Linked DNA regions of Homo sapiens: region 1 is linked to region 2. Evidence: read pairs that join two places in POLR2A ChIA-PET (ENCODE). Cell type or tissue: CD4-positive, alpha-beta T cell. All regions are shown on one strand. Links, peaks and the distances in the headings refer to the core of each region. The heading gives the core; the rest is flanking DNA.

What was found. ChIA-PET counts read pairs that join two places held together with the same protein. Peaks named below come from ENCODE experiments on the same cell type or tissue, not always from the same donor. Only the 100,000 strongest peaks of a DNase experiment are listed, where the experiment ranks them.
Region 1: POLR2A ChIA-PET joins it to region 2 with 5 read pairs; 10 of 35 experiments call an interaction of 5 or more read pairs at or near these places.

What each region holds. Positions count from the first base shown.
Region 1 is chr1:151,209,580-151,217,063 of GRCh38, reverse strand. The region is part of intron 1 of PIP5K1A (phosphatidylinositol-4-phosphate 5-kinase type 1 alpha); the gene reads right to left. Among named protein-coding and RNA genes, the nearest start is that of PIP5K1A, 15 kb to the right of the region's middle. RefSeq lists silencers at 144-344, 6,348-6,505 and an enhancer at 4,807-5,799. In CD4-positive, alpha-beta T cell, for the core only: no CTCF peak of the experiment used is centred there; no DNase peak of the experiment used is centred there.
Region 2 is chr1:151,127,318-151,134,801 of GRCh38, reverse strand. It overlaps SEMA6C (semaphorin 6C), which reads left to right. Exons shown (of 19, transcript NM_030913.6): 16 at 1-4; 17 at 127-182; 18 at 357-401; 19 at 1,285-3,095. The coding sequence ends at 2,318. LOC124904418 (a long non-coding RNA gene) reads right to left here and starts at 5,588. Exons shown (of 2, transcript XR_007066619.1): 1 at 5,389-5,588; 2 at 4,690-5,293. RefSeq lists enhancers at 2,364-3,148, 3,622-3,721. In CD4-positive, alpha-beta T cell, for the core only: no CTCF peak of the experiment used is centred there; a DNase peak (open chromatin) is centred at 3,401; H3K4me3 peaks cover 1,096 bases; H3K27me3 peaks cover 907 bases.

The DNA of each region.
Region 1 (7,484 bases), core at 1,180-6,179, 82 kb before region 2:
GCACGCACCTGTAGTCACAGCTACTCTGGAGGCTAAGGCACGAGAATTGCTTGAACCCAGGAGGCAGAGGTTGCAGTAAGCTGAGATCACAGCACTGCACTCTAGCCTGGGCGACAGAGCGAGACTCCGTCTCAAAAAAAAAAAAAAAAAAAAAAAAAAAAAACATTTACTAAGTAGGTAACCTTGGGTAGGTTGGTTAAAATTTCTCTAGAGCAGACTGGCTACCTTATCTATAAAATGTGGAAGTAACAACATGTACTTCCTAAGGTTGTTATGAGAATTCAACAAGTTACGTATAGGCTTAATCTATAATAAATGCTCTACTTAATCTACAATAAATGCCTATAAATTCTAGCAATTATTATCAATGTGAATTATGAAATGCCATCTACAGGACAGGAAGGGTCGGGGAAATGAGAGGTACAACAGAAAGAGAAAAGGAAAAGAGTTGAGACTGGTTTACTGAAACAAAAGGAAATGAACATTAAGTTACAGGAAAATTTCAAGGGAGAGAAAAGGTAGTCACTGATTCATAATATACTGAAGAATTCTGAGAAAAGATACTTCTATGTTAGGGTAACACATTTTTTGGAGAGGGCAGTGAGATATGGGAGCCAGCGTCAAATAATGCTTTTAAGGCATCCACAGCCTTCTTAGAAGAAGACCATGAACTACCACTCCAAGAAGTCTGCAACTGTTTTTTTTTTTTTTTTTTGAGACGGAGTCTTGCTCTGTTGCCCAGGCTGGAGTGCAGTGGCACGATCTCGGCTCACTGCAAGCTCTGCCTCCCGGGTTCACGCCATTCTCCTGTCTCAGCCTCCCGAGTAGCTGGGACTACAGGCACCCGCCACCATGCCCAGCTAATTTTTTTGTATTTTTAGTAGAGACGGGGTTTCACTGTGTTAGCCAGGATGGTCTCGATCTCCTGACCTCGTGATCCGCCCGCCTCGGCCTCCCAAGGTGCTGGGATTAGAAGTCTGCAACTGTTATGGGGAAGAGGAATTGGCTGCTAGTTACTGTAAGGAGCTCATGCTTCTTTAGCACAGATACACATCAGATCTACCTCTCTTACCACTGACCCCACAGCACAGAAAGTTGAAACCTAATGAGGAAAAACAGAAAGTTACCCCTTACTCCTGGGGTCCCATTTGCTTACAGCATGATAAGCATACATGTTTTTAAAACTCTAAAGTTTAAAATTATGAACTGGACCTGGTCAGATTCCTAGCACCATACTGTGAAATGTGGAATGATTTTTTTGTAATTCTAGGTAAATGTTCAAAAAATGGCAGAAGGAGAAGCCTCTGACACAAAAATTCTCGGAGCAGTCACAAAACTTGTACTTCAAGTCATTTCACTCTGGAGTGAATTCAGACAGCAAAACATTTCAGGTATAAGGTTCCTCTGCAGCCAGACTTTTTTATCTTTTAAAAAAGAATGCCGGGCGCAGAGGCTCAAACTTGTAATCCCAGCACTTTGGGAGGCGTGATCACCTGAGGTCAAGAGTTCACAAGACCAGCCTCCTGGCCAACATGGTGAAAACCCGTCTCTACTAAAAATACAAAAATTAGCCGGCGCAGTGGCAGGCACCTGTAATCCCAGCTTCTCAGGAGGCTGAGGCAGGAGAATCGCTTGAACCCAGGAGGCAGAGCTGGAAGTGAGCCAAGATTGCCTTTGCACTCCAGGCTGGATGACACAATGAGACTCCTTTTCAAAAAAAAAAAAAGGCCGGGTGCGGTGGCTCACGCCTGTAATCCCAACACTTTGGGAGGCCAAGGCGGGAGGATCACCTGAGGTCGAGAGCTCGAGACCAACATGACCAACATGGAGAAACCCCGTCTTTACTAAAAATACAAAAAAAACCAATTAGCATGGCATGGTGGCACCTGCCTGTAATCCCAGCTACTCGGGAGGCTGAGGCAGGAGAATCGCTTGAACCCGGGAGGCGGAGGATACAGTGAGCTGAGATCGCGCCATTGCACTCCAGCCTGGGCAACGAGAGCAAAACTCCATCTCAAAAAAAAAAAAAAAAAAAAAGAATGCACAGGCTGGGCATGGTGGCTCATGCCTGTAATCCCAGCACTTTGGGAGGCTAAATCAGGTGGATCACTTGAGGCCAGGAGTTCGAGACCAGCCTGGGCAACATGGTGAAAACTGGTCTCCACTAAAAATACAAAAATTTAGCCAGGTGTGGTGGCGCAAGCCTGTAGTCCCAGCTACTCAGAAGGCTGAGGTGGGAGGATGACCTGAGCCCAAGAGGCAGAGGTTGCAGTGAGCCAAGATCACACCATTGCGCTCCAACCTGGGCGACAGTCACAAGGTAGATTTTGTTTGAGGCTCTTCCGCTCCTTGAGGGCAATTTGGTACTAACTTGCAAAAAGCCGGCCAGGTGCTGTGGCTCACGCCTGTAATCCCAGCCCTTTGGGAGGCTGAGGCAAGCGGATCACTTGAGGTCAGGAGTTCGAGACCAGCCTGACCAACATGGCAAAACCCCATCTCTACTAAAAACACAAAAATTAGCTGGACATGGTGGCGATCACCTGTAATCCCAGCTACTAGGGATGCTGAGGCACGAGAATCGCTTGATAATGGGTGGCAGAGGCAGCAGTGAGCCGAGATGGGGTCACTGAAATCCAGCCTGGGCAACAGAGCGAAACTCTATCTCAAAACAAAAACAAAAACAAAAACAAAAACAAAAAAACAGAAAAAAACAAAGCAAAAAGCCTTAAAAATCATTATGTACAATCTGACCAAGAAGTACTAAGTTATCTTAGTGAAGCAAACAAAGATGTATATACAAGGTTATACATTACAAGGATATACAAGGATTACAGCAGTGTATATATAACTATAATTGCATAGATCCCATTATTGGAAAGAATCTAAGTGAACAATAGGGAACTGATAATATACATCATGGCGCAGTCATAAAATCAAACACTATATAACCATTATTTTTATGTATATTTATGGATGTCAATATATTGAGTGGAAAAAGGTCAAAAAATTATATAATACAATTTTTTATAAAAACTTTATCTATAAATTCACATGAACTTATACACATAGAAAAGGTGCACAAGATTATATACCAAAATGTTAAAAGATGACCATTTCCTGATAGTGGGAGTAGGCTTATTTTGTAACTTTAAATTTCTATTTTTCCTTACCTATATAAACTATACAAATATTTTAATGTGTATGTTACATAATTTAACAATTAAAGGAATGGCTTTACTGTCATTTTCTTTGCTTAATAACCCATTTTTCCCAGTAAACCACTACTCAACAGTCCCACACATACAAACCACCACACTCCCCACACACACATTAACTCAAGCTCATTACAACCACGTTATGCTATTGCAAAGATAAGGAACAAGAAAAAATATGAAAAGAAAATGCCAGAAATGCTGCTGATGATCCTAAGCTAAAAATAAGTATAAGTCTTACGTTCTCATACCCTCTTTCTCAACTACATATTACTTTCAGATGACTATAAAACCTGAAACATACCTGTATCAGCACATATAAGAGATTCTCTCTTAAAAAGGGAACCATACCCCTCAGAAATCAACACTCTCCTATAAAACAGGGATACCCAATTTCAGCATAATTCCTGGATGCCAAGACTTCAAAAATATTAAAGAACTAGCTTCTAAATTATGAAAATAAGCTAGGAAATCATTAATGTTACTAAAATAATTCCAGAACAGCAGAACCAGTCAAGTCAAATGCCAAAGTGAAAACAACCCAGTCAATTTTTGCTAAATACAATGTCAAGCCTACTCTGGACACACTGCCTATAAGGTAGCCCTGCTCCACAAGGAGCAGTACCCCAAAAAAATACAAATTTTATTTTTTAAAAAAAGGCAGGCCGGGCGCGGTTGCTCACACCTGTAATCCCAGCACTTTGGGAGGCCAAGGCGGGGGAATCACAAGGTCAGATCGAGACCATCCTGGCTAACACAGTGAAACCCCGTCTCTACTAAAAATAAAAAATAAAATAGCCGGGCGTGGTGGCGGGCGCCTGTAGTTCCAGCTACTCCAGAGGCTGAGGCAGGAGAATGGCATGAACCCAGGAGGCGAACTTTGCAGTGAGCCGAGATCACGCCACTGCACTCCAGCCTGGGCGACAGAGCGAGACTCTGTCTCAAAAAAAAGAAAAAAAAAAAAAAAAAAGGCAAAGTCAGCCAGGCACGGTGGCTCACGCGTATAATCCCAGCACTTTGTGAGGCCGAGGCAGGCAGATCACGAGGTCAAGAGATCAAGACCATCCTGGCCAACATGGTAAAACCCCGTCTCTACTAAAAATACAGAAATTGGCTAGGCGTGGTGGCGTGCGCCTGTAGTCCCAGCTACTCGAGAAGCTGAGGCAGGAGAATGGCTTGAACCTGGGAGGCAGAGATTGCAGTAAGCAGAGATCATGCCACTGTACTCCAGCCTGGCGACAGAGCGAGACTCCGTCTCAAAAAAAAAAAGGCAAAGTCGAATCATCACACCATGTCACAGAAAATTTTTCTGAGTAACTCTGTACCAGTCCTAAGGAAGCATTCCATTTTGATCCTCGGCCCCACCTTTAATTGTGTTTGTGGTGAAGAGGTACTGGGGAAGCTGATTTCCAGTCACTTGGCAAACACAACTATGATTCTTCATAAATTTACTTGCTACTACCCAGCCACTGGAGACTAATATTCACTATTGAGAGGAAGGAGAAAATGTAAAGGAAGTGAAAATCCATCAGTATAATCTGAGAAGTGTGAAAAAAGGAAACTTCAGAATGAGAAATGAGCTGAACTTTAAGATGGTTTTGAACTCCTGGCTTCAACTGATCCACCCACTTTGGCCTCCCGAAGTGCTGGGATTACAGGCGTTAAGCTACCGCACCAGCCACAAAGATGTTTAAGAGATAACTTGAAGAGATAATGTAAACAAAATCTTTTTTTTTTTTTGAGACGGAGTCTCACACTGTCACCCAGGATGGAGTGCAGCGTCGTGATCTTGGCTCACTGCAAGCTCTGCCTTGCGGATTCACGCCATTCTCCTACCTCAGCCTCCCGAATAGCTAGGACTACAGGCACCTGCCACCACACCCAGCTAATTTTTTTTTTATTTTTTGTTTTTAGTAGAGACGGGGTTTCACCACGTTAGCCAGGATGGTCTCGATCTCCTGACCTCGTGATCCGCCCGCCTCGTTCTCCCAAAGTGCTGGAATTACAGGCGTGAGCCACCGCACCCGGCCTTTTTTTTTCTTTTTTGAGACAGACTCTTGCTCTGTCGCCCAGGCTGGAGTGCAGTGGCACGATCTTGGCTCACTGCAAGCTCCGCCTCCCGGGTTCATGCCATTCTCCCGCCTCAGCCTCCCGAGCAGCTGGGAGTAGCTGGGACTACACGCGCCCGCCACAACGCCCGGCTAATTTTTTGTATTTTTAGTAGAGACGGGGTTTCACCATGTTAGCCAGGATGGTCTCGATCTCCTGACCTTGTGATCTGCCCGCCTCAGCCTCCCAAAGTGCTGGGATTACAGGCATGAGCCACCACGCCTGGCCAACAAAATATCTTTTAAGTTTTTTGGTCTTGAGACAAGGTCTCACTCTGTCACCCAGGCTGGAGGGCAGTGGCAGGAACACAGCTTACTGCAGCCTCAACCTCTCAGGTTCAAGTGATTCTCCCCTCAGACTCCAGAGTAGCTGGGACTACAGGCACACATCGCCATGCCCAGCTAATTTTTATATTTTTTGTAGAGACAGGGTTTCACTATGTTACCCAGGCTGGTTTCAAACTCCTGAGCTCAAGCAATCTGCCTGCCTCAGCCCCCCAAAGTGCTGGGACTACAGGTGGAAACCACTGTGCCCAAATAATTCTGAAATGAGTTCTCCTCACTCTAGTGTGTGGAACAAAACAGAGTTGGCCTTAATAGCACAGCCTCTCCCTGCACTTTCAGAGCAGAAGCATTTCTGTCAGAGATGCAATGACATCATCTACTGATGAGAAACCAAGAAGCAGTGTGTGACTGACTCTAATGTTTGAAATAAACATATAATTTGGGGACACTAAAGGCTAGCCAGATATGCATTCCTCAGACAACTGGAGTTTTGCCCAAACAGGTCATAGGGAAACAATCCCTGAGGTCCAATTTAATTGCCTACCAACACTACTACATAAATATGTCAATAAGCCCGGGCACAATGGCTCATGACTGTAATCCCAGCACTTTGGGAGGCTGAGGCAGGTAGATCACCTGAGGTCAGGAGATCAAAACCAGCCTGGTCAACATGGCAAAACCCGTCTCTACTAAAAATACAAAAAAATTAGCCGGGCATGGTGGCGCACACCTGTAATCCCGACTACTCGGGAGGCTGAGGCAGGAGAATCACTTGAACCCAGGAGACGGGAGGCTGCAGTGAGCCCAGATCATGCCACTACACTCCAGCCTGGGCAACAGAGCGAGACTCCATCTCAAAAAATATATATGTATGTCAATAGTTCCTACATAGAGCACAAAGAGATAAGCAGCTTTTTTGGAATTAAAATGCTAACTCTCAGTGGACTTTTGGTTGATAAAGATGGAGCGCCACACCAAGCAGGGTGGCTCATGCCTGTAATTCCAGCACTTTGAGAGGCTGAGACAGGAGGATCGCTTTAGGCCAGGAGTTTGAGATCGACTGAGCAATATGATGAGACTGTCTCTACTTAAGAAAAAAAAAAAAACAGCAGTGTGGTGGCCCATGCCTGTAATCCTGAGTAGGCTGAGGTGGGAGGATCACTTCAGCCCAGGAGTTTGAGGCTACAGTGAGCTATCATCATGCCATTGCACACCACCCTGGATGACAGAGTGAGATCCAGTCTCGAGGAAAAAAAAAAGTGGGGGGGCCGGGGAGGGCGGGCGCAGTGGCTCACACCTGTAATCCCAGCACTTTGGGAGGCGGAAGCAGGCAGATCACCTGAGGTCAGGAGTTCGAGACCAACCTGGCTAACATGGCAAAACCCCGTCTCTACTGAAAATACAAAAATTAGCCAGACACGGTGGCGGGCACCTATAATCCCAGCTACTCGAGAGGCAGAGGCACAAGAATCTCTTGAACCCAGGAGGCAGAGATTGCAGTGAGCTAAGATTGCACCACTGCACATCAATCAGCCTGGGCAACAGAGCAAGACTCCATCTCAGAAAAAAGAAAGAAAAAAAAATGCAGGCTAGTCGTGGTGACTCACGCCTGTAACTCCAGCATTTTGGAAGGCTGAGGTGGGCAGATCACGAGGTTAGGATTAGGAGTTCAAGACCAGCCTGGCCAACATGGTGAAACCCCGTCTCTACTAACAATACAGGCGGGGCACGGTGGCTCACACCTGTAATCCCAGCACTTTGGGAGGCTGAGGTGGGCGGATCACCTGAGGTCAGGAGTTCAAGACCAGCCTGACCAACATGGAGAAACCCCATCTCTACCAAAAATACAAAATTAGCCAGGTATGGTGGCGCATACCTG
Region 2 (7,484 bases), core at 1,059-6,058:
GTGGGTAAGTGATGGGTCCTTGGGTTTCCTGAGCATAAAATTCCCCACCAATAAGACAAGCTGAGGGCCAGAGTGGGAGATACGGACAACGTACAGAATTCTATAGCCACTTCGTTTTCCTCCTAGGACTGATGTGGATCAGGCTGGGAACCAGGAATCCATGGAGCATGGTGACTGCCAAGGTAAACAGAAGAGGCAGCTGCTGTTGCAGCCAAAGCTGCACATGGCCATGATGGCCACAGACACCATCCCAGGCTTGGCCTTTTGTCCTTCTCTCCTTCTGTGGCACAGTCACCCCATCAGTTCTTCATGAAGCTTCTCTTTCCCCCCATCTTCACCCTGTCCCTTCTTCATAGATGGAGCTACTGGGAGTCAGTCTGGCCCTGGGGATTCTGCTTATGGTGAGTCCTCTTGTCCCAACCTCACCTTCCCTTGCTCAGCCCACATACCTGAGTGTGTGTCCTGTAGCAGCAGCAGAGCAGCATTCTGAATACCCTGGGAGTATCGGAAAAGGGTCGGCATCCTCCAGATACCCAGCATGTAGCTCAGTACTTGGCACACAGTAGGGTACTTTTTGAACAAATAAATCAATGTCCTGCATGATGAGCCCTTCCCCAGGCCCAGAAGAAACTAGAGGCTGGCGTTCTGGACTCCTGGGTTCCACAGGAGGGAGGAAGGACCCCTGGAAGGGTGTCAGGGGTAGAGATCAAGAGCCTCACTGGCTCTGACCTGGTCTCTGCCACCAGTGCTTCCGGGTCCTGGCCCTTCCCCTGGGACCCCCAGTCCTCCCAGTGATGCCCACCCCCGGCCCCAGTCTTCCACTCTTGGAGTTCACACTCGGGGTAAGGGGGCTACTTGGGAGAGATAGGAGTGAAGTGTGGGGCTGCTGATTCTCGGAGCGTTCTAAGCCCCTCACTGAATGGTGTTTGGTGCTCACTAACGCCTGTTTGGAGCCTCCCTTCCCCAGAATTGGGCATCCCAGCCCCGAGTTCTCCTGCACGAGCAGTTTTTGGCAGTTGCTCTTGGCATGGCTACAGGGGCCAGAAGTGGGATGGGGAATCCCCAGGCCCAAGCTCTGGCCTGAGTGTGAGGGGTAGTGCGTGGGCTGTATGCTGAGGAGTCAGGAGAGGTGAATCCTGAGGATGGTGGAGGCTGTAGGAGTGAGGCTGAGTAGCAGCGGGAGGGACGATGATGTCAGGCCTGGGAACTGCCGGCGCCTCTGGGCCTAGGTACCCCGCACCGCCTCCCCTTGGCTGAGCCTCCCTCCTCCCTCTCGGTCGGCAGGCGTGCGCCGGGACCTGCCCCCAGCCTCGGCCTCCCGCTCCGTCCCCATCCCACTCCTCCTGGCCAGTGTGGCCGCAGCTTTTGCCCTGGGCGCCTCAGTCTCTGGCCTCCTGGTCTCCTGTGCTTGTCGCCGCGCCCACCGACGTCGGGGCAAGGACATCGAGACTCCGGGGCTCCCGCGCCCTCTCTCCCTCCGCAGTTTGGCCCGGCTCCACGGTGGGGGCCCAGAGCCCCCGCCGCCCTCCAAGGACGGGGACGCGGTGCAGACGCCGCAGCTCTACACCACCTTCCTGCCGCCTCCGGAGGGCGTGCCCCCGCCGGAGCTGGCCTGCCTGCCCACCCCCGAGTCCACGCCGGAGCTGCCGGTCAAGCACCTCCGCGCCGCCGGGGACCCCTGGGAGTGGAACCAGAACAGGAACAACGCCAAGGAGGGTCCGGGCCGCTCACGGGGCGGGCACGCGGCGGGCGGGCCCGCGCCCCGCGTGCTGGTGAGGCCACCGCCGCCCGGCTGTCCCGGGCAGGCCGTGGAAGTCACCACCCTGGAGGAACTGCTGCGCTACCTGCACGGCCCGCAGCCGCCCAGAAAGGGGGCCGAGCCCCCCGCCCCTTTAACCTCGCGGGCGCTCCCGCCGGAGCCCGCCCCCGCCCTCTTGGGCGGCCCCAGCCCCAGGCCCCACGAGTGCGCCTCGCCGCTGAGGCTGGACGTGCCCCCCGAGGGCAGGTGCGCCTCTGCCCCCGCCCGGCCCGCGCTCTCCGCCCCCGCTCCCCGGCTGGGCGTCGGCGGAGGCCGGAGGTTGCCTTTCTCCGGCCACCGGGCCCCCCCTGCCCTGCTCACTCGAGTCCCCTCGGGAGGTCCCTCCAGGTACTCCGGGGGTCCCGGGAAGCACCTCCTGTACCTGGGCCGGCCCGAGGGCTACCGGGGCCGCGCCCTGAAAAGGGTGGACGTCGAGAAGCCCCAGTTGTCCCTGAAGCCTCCCCTCGTCGGGCCCTCCTCCCGCCAGGCCGTCCCGAACGGCGGCCGTTTCAACTTTTAAAGGGAGCGGCCCACGGCCTCCAGCGTGGGGAGCGCCCGAGTCCTCTCGGCCACGAGCTGGACGCTCTTCAGGACGTTTCACCGCCCCCTCGCCCCGCACCTCCAGCCTTCCCGACTCGCAGAGTCTCCCGAGGCCCCTTTTCGCCTCGGGTTTATTTATTGACTGTCTTTCCCCCTGTCCTCGACAGAAGAGTGGGAGGTGAGAAGCCCGTCTCCTCAGTGAGCCAGCATTTCAGGGGGAGCTGGCGGACTCCCACTCCCCGCTCCCTTCCAGCCAAGCTGCCTTAACTCGCCCCTCGGGGCTCCCCCAGAGACTGTGCCCCGGGCGGGCCGCGCGCGCTGTGTCCAGAGTCCTCGGGCCTTCTGGGTCTGGGACGTGCCTCTCCTACTGTGTAGGAGCCTCCGCTTCCCAATACAGCCGTGTCTGCAGCCACTGCCTGACTTCACTCGGGCGGGGGAGGGCGGCAGTCGGTCGGCTCGCTCTGGGCGCCCTCGCTCTCTGCCTTCATCTGGGCCCTGGGCTCTCCCGGGTAATGGGATGGCTGCGGTCCCGCCGGGGGGCAGTCTGGAAAGGTTTCCTAAAGGAGACGAGCGAATTAACGGTGTCGAGGTGAGCCAGGGCCAGGGGGACCCCGGTAAAGTTTAGTTGAGGCTGGGGAAGGCCCTCGGAGCTCGTTTCCAGATCGAGGTAAGAGGGACTTTCTTAAAGGCCTAGTCTATGGGATGGGGCGGCGGAGGGAATTTTTTGAGAAATAAAATGAAGCTGCAGTGTACGTTACTTGAAGTTCCACATCAGAAAATCTTGTCCTTAGGAGAATTTGTCTGGCAGATTTTGGGTTGCATGAGGGGTAGGCTACAAAAAACAGCAAAGTATTCGTCCCTGTTGGAGGCAAGGGTCTGCCCCCGGCTCTTACTTAAGGAGCGGGACGGGGGACGAGAGCGTGCGCGGCGTCACACGCACGCTTAGCCACCCCCCAAGAAGCCGCCGCCGCGCTCAAGCTCCGCGCGCTCAGGACCAGGTAGCGTGTAGCTGTCGTGAAGCTCCCTTTGCTCCGGTTGGGACTGGCTGCGGATACCTGTCCGTTATCCCCGGCACCAATGAGAGGGACGAACAGGACCACCTGCACCGCCCACCACCCTCGCTAACAACGCTTTAAGGCCTAACGCAGGAGGCAGCTGGTGCGAATTTACAAATCGGGTTTTTCACCCCCGCGTGGCTGCAATGTCCGCCCAGTTCGAGCCCCACATTCTCCCGCTGGCTCCGCCTGGGGGTCGGGCCAACTCTTGCTGCTAAGGAAGCCTCACCAGTCCCCTTCCCGTTTGCTACCTAAATGTCCTCGGCGGGAAACTGCTGAGAACAATTTGGGGAAGCCTGAACTTGTTCCTAGTTCCGCGCTTTATTACTTGTGATCATGACTGGTCAGAACTCCGCCCGGAGCCTCCATTTGTTCATCTGAAAAATGGGGTTGAGAAGCTCAAGTACCAGAATGTGAAAACGCTTTCTAAAGGCGAAGGCATGGTATCTTGTGAGATAGTAATTCCTTCAAACTCACGCATAGGCTATTCCTATTCCTAACTTTGCGATCTGCTTTCACTAGGCAATCCCTTTCCCTTTGTATCCTTATAATTTTCACCTATAGATTTTACCCCCAGGGTTTTTTAATGCCCTCTGAACATTATTTCCATTTCAGTTAAGCTTGTCTGGCCAAATTTGGTTGTCCTCCAGAGTCTGACCTCTTTTTGCTTGGCGCTTGTTTCACCAGGTTGAAGTGGTCCTTTAGGTCTCAGTTTTTCCCGTATGGGGTGCCTTACTTAAACCAAGGTGCCTCGGGGCCAGTGCTAGTTTCCTAGATACTGGAGGAAAGCAAGCAAGGAAGGAGTAGAGAATCCAGTCACTTGACTTCATTATCCTCTTCAAACCGAAATTTTGAAGGACAAGGAAAAGTTTCAAGGCTGCAGCCTTTCACAGTCCTCTGAGGGACAAAACTCAAATATAGTTCTTGCCTTGAAGGTGGTCACAAACAAAAAGGGTAAATGATCCTAAGGTTTAAATATAGACCTAAAAGAGAGATATATACAATGGAAATTTAATCTTGTAATTCTTTGCAGGCAGCAGTAATTTATAGGTTAAAGTCCTGGTTGTAGTTTAATTATAAAATATGTTCTTTTATTAGTATTTATCACTATGGTGACTTCTTTAGCCAAAGAGTATCTAAACTGAACTCTCAGAGCTAACAGAAGTAACTATGTTGCAGTGAGAGCAACAGTCCTGGGTCTCTACCTCTTGTTTTCTATGTGACCTTGGCAATTCAACCAACATCTTTGAGGCTGTTTTTTTGGTAAGGAATGGAAAGAACATATGGCAACAGGGATTTGTAAAGTACCGTATAAATATATATATTTAAATTAAGTGCTTTGTGGGAAAATGATTTGCCCAAAATAAAGCAGACTTCTACCAAGTATGCAGTTCATTAATACAGATACCTCTCCCTGATAGAGAGTAGTGAATAATAAATTAAGAGGATGAATTAAAGTAAATTATCCCTGACAATAGAAGGATAAATATGACCTCAAGGAATCTGCTAATACTCTTTTTTAAAAAATCATACCATTAGCTCAGTTTTTGTCTTTAGGAAAACCAGAATGTGCCAACGGGAGGATAGCATCATCATCCTCAGGGATTTCTAAGCTGATTTCTCAGAGGCATCCTGGGAGGTTATGGAGAAACCAGGGCCCCAGCAGACAGATTCCATCAGTTTGTGTAAGGCTTTGGGGACTTGAATCACAGAAGGTTCCACAGTCACAGAGCTTGAAAAGCTGTTCAGCATCTTGGGTTCTTTGGGGGCTAAGTCACAGGGGCCTGAGATATTATTGTCTCTCAGGTTTTTAACTCCTTGATGTCACTGTCCCATCCATGAGAACCACACAGGTATGCGTCACTCTCTGCTACTTAATCCAGCAGTTGACCCTTCAGAACTGTTGGCTCATAAGAATATAAGGTTATATGTATGAGAGTAAGGTTCAAGTACATGGATAAAATATGAAGCCTGTAAATCGAAAAGATCACCTACCTTTACCAGGTGTATCAGACAGGGTCCCAACAGGAAATAACATTCTCAAAATAATGAAGGGCTATTTTGAAAGGTATGGGCAAAGGATAGGTCAGTAACTGGAGGCTAATAACTGTATTAGGCCTAAAAGGATAAAAGGAGTTATTAGTTTCTAGGTCCTGGAGGGGGAGAGTGCCTTGAGAGAAGCAGTGACTTTTTTTTTTTTTTTTTTTTTTTTTTGCGATACAGTTGCTGGAGTGCAGTGGTGTGATCTTAGCTCACCAAAACCTCCGCCTCCCAGGTTCAAGTGATTTTCGTGCCTCAGCTTCCCGAGTAGCTGAGATTACAGGAGTGCACCACTGTGCCTGGCAAATGTCAATACATCGACTTCAGTCTTTTCTCTTCCCCCAGTCTCCTGTCAGGGCTCCCTATTGGCTGAATCCAACTGGAGGCCAAAGCACAGGAAGCCCATTGATGTTCATATAGGTCAGTCTCCCAGGACAGAGAACAGGCTACAGAATAGAGGAGCGTAATCTGGAAGGAAAGAAAGAAAACATCCAGCATACCTAGAGATGAAGACCCTATTCATTCCCCACAAGAGAGATTATTTTTTACTCTTCTTGCTCAAGTATTGCTGGCCAGAAACTCTATGCAGATACCCCCAAATTAGTTTTGGAGCAAAATTTACTTTGGGGAGCTTATAGGAAATGCTGCTTGGATCATATTTTTCTTCTCAGTTTCTTTTTTTTTTTTTTGAGACAGAGTCTTGCTCTGTCGCCCAGGCTGGAGTGCAGTGGTGCAATCTCGGCTCTCTCAGCTCACTGCAATCTCTGCCTCCTGGGTTCAAGCCTCCTGCCTCAGCCTCCCGAGTAGCTGGGATTACAGGGATGTGCCACCATGCCCGGCTAATTTTTGTATTTTCAGTAGAGATGGGGTTTCACCATGTTGGCCAGGCTGGTCTCGAACTCCCAACCTCAGGTGATCTGCCCGAGTTTGGCTTTTTTTTTTTTTTTTTTTTTTCCGAGATAGTGTCTCACTCTGTCACCCAGGCTGGAGTGCAGTGGTGCAACTGCGGCTCACTGCAAGCTCCGCCTCCTGCCTCAGCCTCCTGAGTAGCTGGGACTACAGGCGCCTGCCACCACACCCAGTTAATCTTTGTGTTTTTAGTAGAGACAGGTTTTCACCATGTTAGCCAGGATGGTCTCAATTTCCTGACCTCGTGATCCGCCGGCCTTGGCCTCCCAAAGTGCTGGGATTACGGGCCACGGCACCCGGCCCTCAGTTTCTTAAATGCAAATCTGAGATGAATTAAGCTGCCCAAGGCTAGTGAATAAAATAGCATTCTGACAAAAGGGAAATCACAGAGGAAAGTACACTAATTAACTCAATGTAGAAACTGTAGTTTTAGAAAGAACAATTTTAGCCAGGGTGCCATGGCTCACGCCTATAATTCCAACAGTTTGGGAAGGTAAGGCAGGTGGATCCCTTGAGCTCAGGAGTTCAAGACCAGCCTGGGCAACATGGTGAAACCCTGTCTCTACCAAAAATACAAAAATTAGCCAGGCATGGTGGTGTGCACCTGTAGTCCCAGCTTCTCAGTAGGCTGAGGTGGAGGATTGCTTGAGACCTGGAGGTCGAAGGTCGAGGCTGCAGTGAGCCAAGATCATGCCACTGCACTCCAGCCTGGGCAAGAGTGAGACCCTGTCTTTAAAAAGAAAAAAAAAAAAGGACAATTTTTACAAGTGTGTGACTCTGCAAAGTCAACCTATTTTTACAACTATATGATGAGGATAATACTCACCTTACAAGATGGGTATTTATATGTATATGCAGAGTACCTAGCACATTGCCAGACATGTAGCAAAAGCTTAAAACATGGTGGCTATTGTTATTTATAATTTTGGGCCCTTTCCCAAACTTTCCTTTCCTTTACAGCACTACCCTTAAACTTTAGGACTGGTTATAGGAGCAGACTGCAACCCCACACTTTTGTTCAGAAGTCTCCCATAGTCTTAACTTACTCAATTACCTATCAAATGTCTTGCACAAGCCTTACACAGGTGTAGTTATCACTGGGTTGCTCCCACTTCAGCCTTCACCTGTATTTTTTACCTATT